Linked DNA regions of Homo sapiens: region 2 is linked to region 1. The links are chromatin loops, found by intact Hi-C in ENCODE. Cell type or tissue: ascending aorta. All regions are shown on one strand. Each heading gives the region's core, and the rest is flanking DNA. Links, peaks and the distances in the headings are about the cores only.

Evidence for each region. Hi-C counts contacts between places; a loop is a spot of excess contacts. Peaks named below come from ENCODE experiments on the same cell type or tissue, not always from the same donor. Only the 100,000 strongest peaks of a DNase experiment are listed, where the experiment ranks them.
Region 2: it touches region 1 in a loop (3-fold over the local background); 1 of 110 quality-filtered maps calls a loop at or near these places.

What each region holds. Positions count from the first base shown.
Region 1 is chr3:170,738,692-170,744,071 of GRCh38, forward strand. The region is part of intron 5 of SLC7A14-AS1 (SLC7A14 antisense RNA 1); the gene reads left to right. Among named protein-coding and RNA genes, the nearest start is that of RPL22L1, 130 kb to the right of the region's middle. In ascending aorta, for the core only: no CTCF peak of the experiment used is centred there; a DNase peak (open chromatin) is centred at 2,740; H3K4me3 peaks cover 793 bases; H3K27ac peaks cover 2,105 bases.
Region 2 is chr3:170,905,797-170,911,176 of GRCh38, forward strand. EIF5A2 (eukaryotic translation initiation factor 5A2) reads right to left here and starts at 2,841. Exons shown (of 5, transcript NM_020390.6): 1 at 2,747-2,841; 2 at 1,846-2,045; 3 at 1,193-1,297. The coding sequence starts at 2,010. RefSeq lists a silencer at 2,362-2,501. In ascending aorta, for the core only: a CTCF peak has its summit at 2,731; DNase peaks (open chromatin) are centred at 2,945 and 3,765; H3K4me3 peaks cover 2,492 bases; H3K27ac peaks cover 1,417 bases.

The DNA.
Region 1 (5,380 bases), core at 179-5,178:
TTCCAAGCATGGTGTCCAACCATGGACACCTACTCAGAGGTAGTGAAGGGAGATTTCCCTGTTTTACTGAAAGGTATATCTCTCTCCTGTGTCATATGCCTGAAGGGGGTGCCTTTTTCTAATTTGTCATGAAGGCACCTTCTATGCTACTGGAGCCCTGCTTCAGCAGCTGGTGAGTTGCTTACTGCAAAGTAGGCTTCAATTTCATAAATTAAAATGCCACACTGAAGCGTTGCCCTCTCATAAACCCATCACCTCTGACCTAGATCCTCATGTGGATTACACAGTGGCCTCACAGCATGAAATTCTGCCCAGGCTTGGATGGGGCTGCCCCACTGCTTTTCCATGGGTCATTTAGACAGATCGCTTTGTTTCTCTGTTCCTCCCATCGTTGCCTTGGAATGAGGGAGCTGAACCAGGTGACAGTGGTGTCCTTCCTGGTTATGACATGCTATGGCTCATAATTCTGTGAAAGGCAATACATCATGGAATGGGTCAGATTTGAAAGTCTAGTCTGGGCTTTTCTCTGTATAATTTTATATTTCTTCTCTCTGGTCATTTTGTTAGCTCTCACTAACACCTGTGGTGATCAGACAACCACAGGTATCCAAAGAAAAAAGATTTCAGCTTGAGATAAAAGACTAGTGAATATAAACGAACATCAAGTATCTTCCTCTCCCTCAGTTTACTTTCTTATTCAAACACACAAATACACATGTATGTGTGTGCACGCACACACACACACATAAACACACGCATTTACATATACTTACACATGTTGAGCTTATGACAGAGCTTTTTTTAATTTCAAAGCAGTATGGTATAATTTCCCAGATATAATCATTTAATGCACTTAAATTTGTTTCTCTAAAACCCAGAAGCAACTAAATTGCCAAGAATTCATGCCTGAGGCATTTCTATCTACATGTCTCAGTATAAAATGTTCGAAGGAAGTAGCTCATATTTATAAATGAGTTGGTTTGCCTCCCCAAGTCTCCTCATGGTAAGTACCATCAAAAACCTCACAAATCATCCATACCACCCACTATCGTCTTTGTGACACAAAGGAAGCCCTGCTCCATTCAAACATTCTCTACATCCTCCATAAGCCCCATGGGTTTCCAATCTTTATTTTTTTCATAAAGTAAATGACTTCCCAGGTAATAGAGGCAGATAGATAGATACATACACATTTTATTGTTTGTGCTGACAGGTTATAAGGAGTAGAGAGAAGAGTGGAGATGGAAAGGCGGTGTGGAGAACATCAGCCTTGTTGGATTACACATATGAAAATGAGGGAGAGAGAAATGGGGAACAGGGAAAATAAAGGAATTCAGTTGACATGGATTTGGCACTCACCCAGCACTGTATGTGCCATTGCTACTAGAGTGTCTTCCTGGATGTCCCATAGGCACCTGATGATCAATAAGTCCCAAATTGGCTTCAGTCCCCACTTGCTGTGCAGACATGCCCTGCCTGTCCCTGTGCACAGAACAGCCATCTATCCAGGGATGTTCATATATATCATCTCATTCAATCCTCACATCCACCCATAAAATAGAAATTATCACCCCTAGTCAATACATGAAGAAACTGAAGCTCAGAGAGGCTAAGTGCAACAGCTCGGGCTGCCATAATAAAATACCATGGGTGGGGCGATTTAAACAACAGACATTTATTTTCTTACAGTTCTAGAGGCTAGAAGTCCAAGATCAAGGTGTTGGCAGAGCTAGCTCCTCCTGAGGGCTGTGAGAGACTCACTCCTTGGCTTGTTGATGGCTGTCTTTTCCCTGTGTCTCCTTGTATCATCTTTCCTCTGCACGGCTCTGTGTTCACTTTTCTCTTTTTATAAGGACACCAGTCATGTTGGATTACAGCCCACCTTAATGACCTCATTTTAGCTTGACTACCTTTGAAAAGAACCTATCTCTAAATAAAGCCACATTCTGAAAACTGGGGTTTAGGATTTCAATATATGGATTTGGGAGCAGAGGAAACATTTCAGTCCATAACACTACCTAACCCCCAAAGACTTCTATAGGAGGAAACATTTGAAGAAAGGAGTTGGCTAGGTGAAAATAGAGGCAGTAGGCAGGAATGAGAGAAGAGTTCCAGGGACAGGGATCACTATATACAAAGGAAAGAAGGGGAAGGAGCAGGACACAGCCTGATGCCGCTCATGGTAGGAGCGTTCACATTCACATGCCACTCACAGCCCAGCCCAGCAGGGTCTGATTGCCAGGCCATACCCCAGTGTCCTGGGACTTGCCAAACAAACCCACTGTTTCTTGTGGACCGAAAGTTGTTTCTGGTACATCAAAATGGAGGGGAGAGCTGAGTTTGGCTGGGGCAGAAGAAGTGATCCTAGGGGCCTTTGAGCTCTAAGAATAAGCAGAGCCAGGAAAGTGGGGAGACTCAGTTATGAGCAGACACAGTGAAGAGCAGTACTTAGAGGAAAACCTGAACAGAATTTAAAACTAAAGCCTCAAACGCTGCGAGCTCCCCCGCCCACAACAGCCCTTGTCAGAGAGCCCAGAAGGGCATGAAAGGAGGAGGAGAGAGAGGGAGGAGGGAAGAAACTGTATTTCCCTTACCTCACAGTCTTCCCTTCTCTGGGGACCCACAGAAAGATGCACTGACTATAAAATAGGGGCTTTTAAAACTATTAGGCAACATGGAATAAAGTGTCAGAGGCAGCCAAACCAAAACCACTTGAATAAGAGCATCACTAACTGCGAGGCTGGGGCGTGGCTTCATTTTATTCCAAGCCTTTGGCACACAACACAGAATCTGGCACGTGGTAGGAATCTGACAAATACTTGGATGTTTGTTTGTTTTCTTACCTAAGAGGACATCCCAAGGATACCAAGCGTTTCTAGGTGAATCCTGTGACTCCATCCCTAGCCTGAGAGACCTGCCTCCAGGAAGGAAGAGATTATTGCAGTTCCCTCTATTTTAAAATCTTTTCAATGCCGATTTTGTTTTTGATATATTATTATTGCCTGAGGCTTTAGTCAGGAGACTGAGATCACACAAAGCACAGATCTTAGAATTTAATAGCTTTTCTCAAGAATGAAATCAGATTCTTTCTGAAAAATATCTAAAAGACATGCCTTATTACATAAGGAGAGCATGCTTCATGTGAAGATGTGGATATTTTTAGAGCATGTGTTTTGAATTTTATATTTGTGGTCCTATTTACCTGGATGAGTCACATTTAAAACGTTCCCAAATTTCTTGCCTTTAAACCCTAAGCTTCTTGTGGCTTTGAGGAACATTTGCTCAGATTACTCACAACACAAATCTTCCTGTCATTAAACTACTACACTTTGTACTGAGTGGCATATAATACATAGAAATTGTCAGACAAGCTGGATTATTCGTCCCCAAAGGAGCAGTTCTTAGTAAATGAATTACACCAAGAAATTGCTGGGGCCTACAACATTCCTTTTTTGGTTTGTTTTTGGGTTTTTGTTTTTGTTTGTATCCTCTCTAAAAGGTGGCTTCAGGCTATGTTAGCAGGAGAGTGGAGAGAAACCAAGTGAGGCCTAGAGGTCTTTGGGTACAGGAATGCAGTTTCAAAATCCTAGTGAAAGCTGCTAAGAATTCAGAGAAAGTGGCAGAGAGGAAAGACACATTTAACATTTGCTACCTAAGGTACAGCTGGAAATAATATGGAACAGATGGATCAGAACTGAAAACATGGATTGAGGAAGAGGCATGCTGGATAATTTTTGAATGGATGCTAGACATTGGCAGCTTTACTTTGTTGAGTGCTGAATATTTGTATATTCCTATAAACATGCATGAGATTTGTCCTAACAATTAAGTTATCTAGACACACTTTGATCTTTCTGGGTCTTGATTTTAAGGTTTTTCTTTAGGTGAGACCAGAGCATCATTTATTCTAGACCTAATTTTGCTCCTCTTTTGAGGCAAAGACCTTTTCAATACACCATCTGATGCCCAGTGAATTAAGAGGTTTTGTACTGTGGCTGGTAGATCAGAAATTATTCCTGGTTCTGTGTGAGCCTCAGCTATGTTCCCTCTAATCCTGTTGGTTGGTTTGTATACCGACCTCAGATAGTTTCTTATCTTACATGTGCCAATCAGTATGGAGCTAAAGACCCAAAGGGAACCTTCCACAGACCTCTGGAGTTCCCTTAGCATGCAGATTTTTCCTCTCTGCAACTCTGCCCCAAGAACTCCAGCTGACTCCACCTTCCCAGACTCCCTGCTTCATCTCCTCCACTCAGAGAGAACACTGGGCCCTTCTGCTTTCCACTTCCCTGTGGCACAGCTTGGACATTCTCTCCAGGCGGTAACCTAGGGCAACTGTCCATAGGAATTACTGTCCTGCATTGCTGATGTCCATGGTCTTGGTTGTTTCATATATTTTCTCCAGATTTTTTTCAGGAGGAAAGTAAGTCCTGTCCCTATTACTCCATCTTTGGCTGAAGTGAAAGTCAACTATATGTTCAATTGCCTTTTTAAAAAAATTTGACACATTGTAATTGTACATAGTTATGGTGTGCAATTTAGGGTTTCAATACATATATATGTTGTATAACAATAAAATCAGAGTAGTTAGTATATCCATCACCTCATGCATTCATCATTTCTCTGTGGTGAGAATATTCAAAAGCTTCTCTCCTAGCTATTTTGTAACAGTCACCCTCCTGTGCAATAGAACAGCGGTACTTATTCCTCCTATCTAATTATAACTTTGTACCGTGGACCACTCTCTCTCCATTCTTCCCCACTCCCCTCTCTAGTCTCTGGTAACCACTGTTTACTCTCTGTTTCTTTCTTTTTTTTTTTTTCTTTAGAGGTAAGGTCTCACTCTGTTGCCCTGGCTGGAGTGCAGCAGCATAATCATAGCTCACTGCAGCCTCAAACTCCTGGGCTCAAGTGATCCTCCTGCCTCAACCTCCCGTCTACTCTCTGCTTCTATGATATCTATTTTTTTGAGACGGAGTCTCACTCTGTCACCCAGGCTAGAGTGCAGTGGCATGATCTTGGCTTACTGCAACCTCTTCCTCCCAGGTTCAAGTGAATCTTGTGCCTCAGCCTCCCGAGTAGCTGGGATTACAGGTGCACATCACCATGCCCAGTTAATTTTTGTATTTTTAGTAGATATGGGGGTTTCCTCATGTTGGCCAGGCTGGTCTTGAACTCTTGATCTCAAGTGATCCTCCCTCCTAGGCCTCCCAAAGTGTTGGGATTACAGGCGTGAGCCACCATGCCTAGCCTTTCAATTTTTTTTAGATTCTACATATGAGTGATATCATATAGTATTTGTCTTTTTGCATCTGGCTTATTTCACTTAATAAAATGTCTTCCAGATTCATCCAGGTTGTCACAAATGACAGGATTTCAT
Region 2 (5,380 bases), core at 124-5,123, 170 kb after region 1:
TAGATGAGAAAACAGGCTCAGAAAGGTGTATAACTTGTCCAAAATCATCCAACTAGAAAGTGACAGAACTAGATCCAAACCCAGATCTACCTGGTTAAAAAAACCCACTTGCAAGACAATTCAAATTTCTACAAAGACTTCAAAGCAACCTAGAAAACATTTATGACAAGTAGGAAAGTGAAAATATAAAAGTGTTTACTAGATTAAAACCACAAAAAAGTATGTTTGCATGTGGACAAACAGCAAAAGGAAATCATTGCGTAAGTGCAGTTGATAGCAACATTAAAAGAAATTTATACAATACAACAAAGGGTACAGAAAAAAATCAGTTTAAGTCGGATAAAACAAATACCAGTGTCAACTTTGTATTTTTCACTATGTAAAATGAGCAGAAATGAGTTTGATATATGGTATGCTTGATACAGAAATTGAAGACTTTCAAGAAAAGCTTTAGTTATAAGTAATCTGAGCTTCCACATCCTATAAGGTCAATTATTTTGTTATCATCAATACTTCAAACAACAAAATGCTATCATTAAATATGACCTACCCAAATGTATAACTGGAACTAAAACTTGAAATTTACATACATAATTTAGCAAAAGGTCATAGCATGGTCACTAAGTATAATTTAACCAATTATATAGTTTTTGTGTTTTCTTCACCATACTCAGTGACCAGGTACTTTATCCTTTATATTTATGGCTTTCAACTTATTTCTCTACTTAAGAATGTCAAGTTCTGACTAACATTCATTAATGCAAAAACTTGGTAGGAACATGAATTTCAGTAGTTTCTTGAATGTCTCAGGTCTGATCAGTGAAAAGAAACAAAACATCCAGGAGGGATGTTTTAAATTAGAACAAGAAATATTTTACAACAGAGAGAATAGTACTTTTACTAAACATTGGACTTAATTGCAATATGCAGTCACTTGGCCTGAGAACACTAATAAGTATTTGACTTTTTAAAAAATGCAAGAATGTGAAAAAAATAGCAAACTAGCAATAATCCTAGAAAAGTACATGTGTTAAACATCACTATTTCTCCAATTTCTAAGATAGCTGGTGCCTAATAATTGGTTAGAAAAACCTACAAAACTACTCTTGGGTTTTGTCAAATTATTACTGATAGTACAAAGTATTTGCACCTTGAAGAAACAAGCAACATTCTAAAGAAAATCAGTGCTTACTTGATAATCATTTCTCTTAATATTTGGAACATCCATGTTGTGAGTAGAAGGACAAATATCTTCATATTTTTTGCCCGTGAAAATATCAATTCCAACAAGGTGAACCTAACAGAGGAGAACAGGAAACCTGTTTAATCTCTGCCAAGTATATCACTCATTACACACACAAGAGCACAATACCAATGCTGATTACAACAGATTCTTTTTCTCCTCCTTCCAAGGTCATCTAATTTTACTTAAAAAAAAATGTAGTGGTCTTACAATTAAGAGGCAGTAAACAACTAAACAGTATCACGACATGTCAAGACCCAATATAGACCAGTGATTCAATTATGAGATTACACAAGAAAAATAAAGTGTAGATTTCTTAGAATTGCTAGAACAGGTTTTCTCATCTGTAAACTAAATAGATCTTATAGGTCACTAGGATTCAGGAAAGTTTCAGTTCCCAGTTAATGAACATTGTAAGGGCCCAAGAAGGGAATGCTACCTTTAAGTATTCAACGTAATAACTGATTACCCAGTAATTGTGGGAAGGAAAAAATAGTGCTTATTACAAAATTTTAAGTATAGAAATCTCATGATCTGTAACGGAATACAAATGATCAAAGTCCCAACGCCGAAGCCAAAGCCTGATCTGCAAGGGTACTTACCTTGGCATGACCATGCTTTCCAGTTTTGGAAGTTGACATCTCCACTATTTTGCATGGTCGTCCTTTGAGCACCACGAAGCCGTTTTTGCGCAAGGCCGAGCACTGCATAGGGTAAGTGCTGGAAGCCCCGGCATCTCCAGTAGTGAAATCAATTTCGTCTGCCATGGTGGGCAGGGGAGATGGTAGTTTTTCCGTGGGAACTACACAAAAAGTTTGTGTTTGCTTTTTAACAACGGGTATGTAGGCAGGGAAACGTCTCATTTCGGACAAGTTATGTGCCAAGCATCATGGGCCCGTTATTTCTGCATGTAAGGAACACCCACCCTAGACTAGTGGCCACTTTCTAACTCTGGCCTCTACAAACTTTTCCAGCTACTGCTTGGGGAGGTGGGATGAGAAGTCGCAGAGGAGCTCGCTGAGGGTGGGGACACCCGCCCTGGGCGCTCCTCCGTGCTGGAAACAGCAGGTTGCGGCCCCCATCGCCCCACCGCAGAAGCCGGCGACCTTCCCCCGCCGCCCAGCCCTCGGCCGCCGCCCCGAACCCTACTGCGGGGGACCCAGCCCAGGCCGCAGGTCCCCGCGAAGGATGCGGGGTAACAGAACCTGGCCAGCAGCACCCGGCCCTCTGCTAGCTGGCGCGCACCCCGCCCTCCACCCTTCAACGTCGCCGCCGCGGCCGCACAGGCGCCCCCTGTTCTGCCGGCATCCAGGGCTCAGCTCGGCCCGGCCCGGCCCCACTAGGGCCTGAGCCCCGGCGGGTCCCGCGCTCGCCTCTGTTCCCCCATCCATTCTCCTTCTTTCTCTCGGTCAGCGCTCAGTTCTGGGCGCCTTCCCCGGCCCTGCCTCACTCTGGCCCCATCCCCACCAGCTTTTCCCCACCAGCTTTTCCCCAGGTCTTCACCTTTCAGCTGGCAAAGAGCGCCTTTCGTCTGCGCACCCGCGCTGGTCCCCTACAGCAGCGGCGCCGGCAGCGGCGGTGGCGGCCGCGGCAGTTCCAAGAGACGGGGCGGGGCCGCCACACTTTCCACACCCCAGCCTCCCCGCCCTTACCCGCCCCCACTCAGCCCTATTTCCGGGATAGGCCCCGGAGCGTCACAGGCACCGCCCTCTCGGGCTACCATTGGCTACCAGATTCCCGAGGCTCCGCCCAGTCACGTGAAGAGCGCCCTGGCAACCCCACGTGCTGCGGATTAGTGCACTTCCGGCGTGGAGCGCACTTTCAGCAGTCTGGTTGCCGAGGGTGAGCTCGCTGGCAGAGGAACTTGCGCCTTCCAACTCTTAGGTTTGTTGCGTTCGGGTCGCAGTCGACTTTAATGGGAACCAAGCAAAGCACCCAATGGCCCCTGCCATCAGGTGCGTGGCAGTTATCACATGACGATCGTCAGAACTCGCGAGGCGCGCAGATTCAGCGAGTGCCAGTGTGGCTGGCTGTGAAGCGAACTTTGGGTTCGAGCTTCTGGTTCAGCTTGCAGCCTTTCTTGGGGTTCGAACCTCCTCCTGGTCCTTAAAGAAGAATTCAGGTGCAGTATTTTATTACCCAGCTCGGCACCGCAGGTCCTGAGGACCCCCCATTCACCCCTTGGTGAGATTTTTGGCAGCGACTGCCGCCGGATGCCCCTGTAGAGTCAGCACTGCTCCCTGGGGTGGGAACTCCCGAAGCGTCCGCCAGCTAACAAGCCAGCAGTGAAATGAATTAACCCACTTCTCACACCAAAGGCTGTTGGGAAGTTGTGGAGGCGAAGGGTGTCTGACTCCTACGGCATTGTGGGTCCAGAGAGGTGTTCTGCCGACTCATCCATTCTTTCCTCCTGGCATTGGCATTCCTTAGAGTTTGGGGTTTAACCCTGGCACATTAGAACGCTTGGATGGTCTTCAAAATTGACCTAGAGCTTGTAGACTGCCATAGAAAGGTTCTTAAAAGAGATGTGCTCCCCCTTCACAGTTTCATTTCGCAACCTACCGCAGTATCCTATCTTGGGGAGGTGATCTAGGAAATTATTTCCCATCCCACACCCGCATTTATGTGGTAACTTTGATTTCCTATTGCTGTCTCATGAATAATCCCATATCTCACATTCCTGTATGACTCTACAGTTTACACATATCTTTCAAACAGGTCCAATTTAACTTTCGCAATAAGTTACTGCCCTCTCATGTACTGAATTCAGCCTCTAGCTAATATACAAAGGAGCCATTACAGCAGTGGCTCATGCCTGTAATCCCAGCACGTTGGGAGGCTGAGGCAGGTGGGTTCCCTGAGCTCAGGAGTTCGAGATCAGCCTGGGCAGCATCGTGAAACCCCGTCTCTACCAAAAATACGAAAACTTAGCTGGGCATGGTGCTGTGCACCTGTGGTCCCAGCTACTAGGGAGGTTGAGGTGGGAGGATCACTTGAGCCTGGGAGGTGGAGACTGCAGTGAGCCGAGATCCGGCCACTGTACTCCAACCTGGCTGACAGAGTGAGACCACCCCCCCCACCCCCAACACCCCAAAAAGAAAGAGCCAGATTAGAATCTTGGTTCATTAGCTCTTTCTGCTTTTCCTTATACCTCCTAACTTTTCCCTATTGTTTTTACAATGATCGCTAATAGTATTTAGTATTTATATAGGCAGGTAGTGTACTAAATTTTTGATGTGCATTATTCCTTTGTTTGTCACTGCTGCTTTCTATTTTTAACCTTGTTAAGTTATTCATATAAAGAAAAATTTGTCCCTTTTCTTTTTATGAGTTTTGAAAAACATATCTTGATCATCTGCTATGATCAAGATATGGAATATTTCCCTCATTCCAAAAGTTTTCTAGTGGCTTTTTGTTCTCAGTTTCCTCCCTCTACACCCAGCCCCTGGCAAATATTAACAGTACTTTTTTAACCTGCATTTTTAGTTACGGAAAAAGGAGAAAAGCAATTTGCCCCAGATTACAAAGCTAGTAAGTTGGAAAACCAAGGTTGGAACCTAGGCAGTTTGGTTCCAGAGTCACTGCTCTACCTACCACCATATACTGCATTCACAAAAGATTTGGGTTTGGAATCAAATGACTGAGCATTACTCATTCAATAAATACAGTCAGTTCTCCTGAAGTCAGTAAGAACACTGAATTGGCAAATACTAAACCATTGCTCCTAGGGGAAATACAGGGTTAGGTTCCTCTGAGCCTCTGGGCCACAACATTGGTTAATATGTGATTTTTAGTGTGTTTCCATTTAAAGACACCTGATTTCCTATATATTGTTGGTTCATTAACATTAAACTCATGGCCAACAGCAATGTAATTCATACCTGAAGGTAGCTTATCTAACATATGCTCTCTGTAAGGCACACTGTAGCTTTCTTGTGTTTTGGAACATTAGACAGCTCTTCAGCACAGTGCTTGGGGGCCATTTTGAATGGTGAAATCACCAACAAAAAGCACAACAATGCAAAAACTGGCAATAAATAGACTGAAAAGAATACTGGTTAACAGTTTGACGACTGAAACAAGAAGGCAGAGCATGGCTGAGTTTGACCTCAGCTAAATGTGCGTTAGATGGCACGA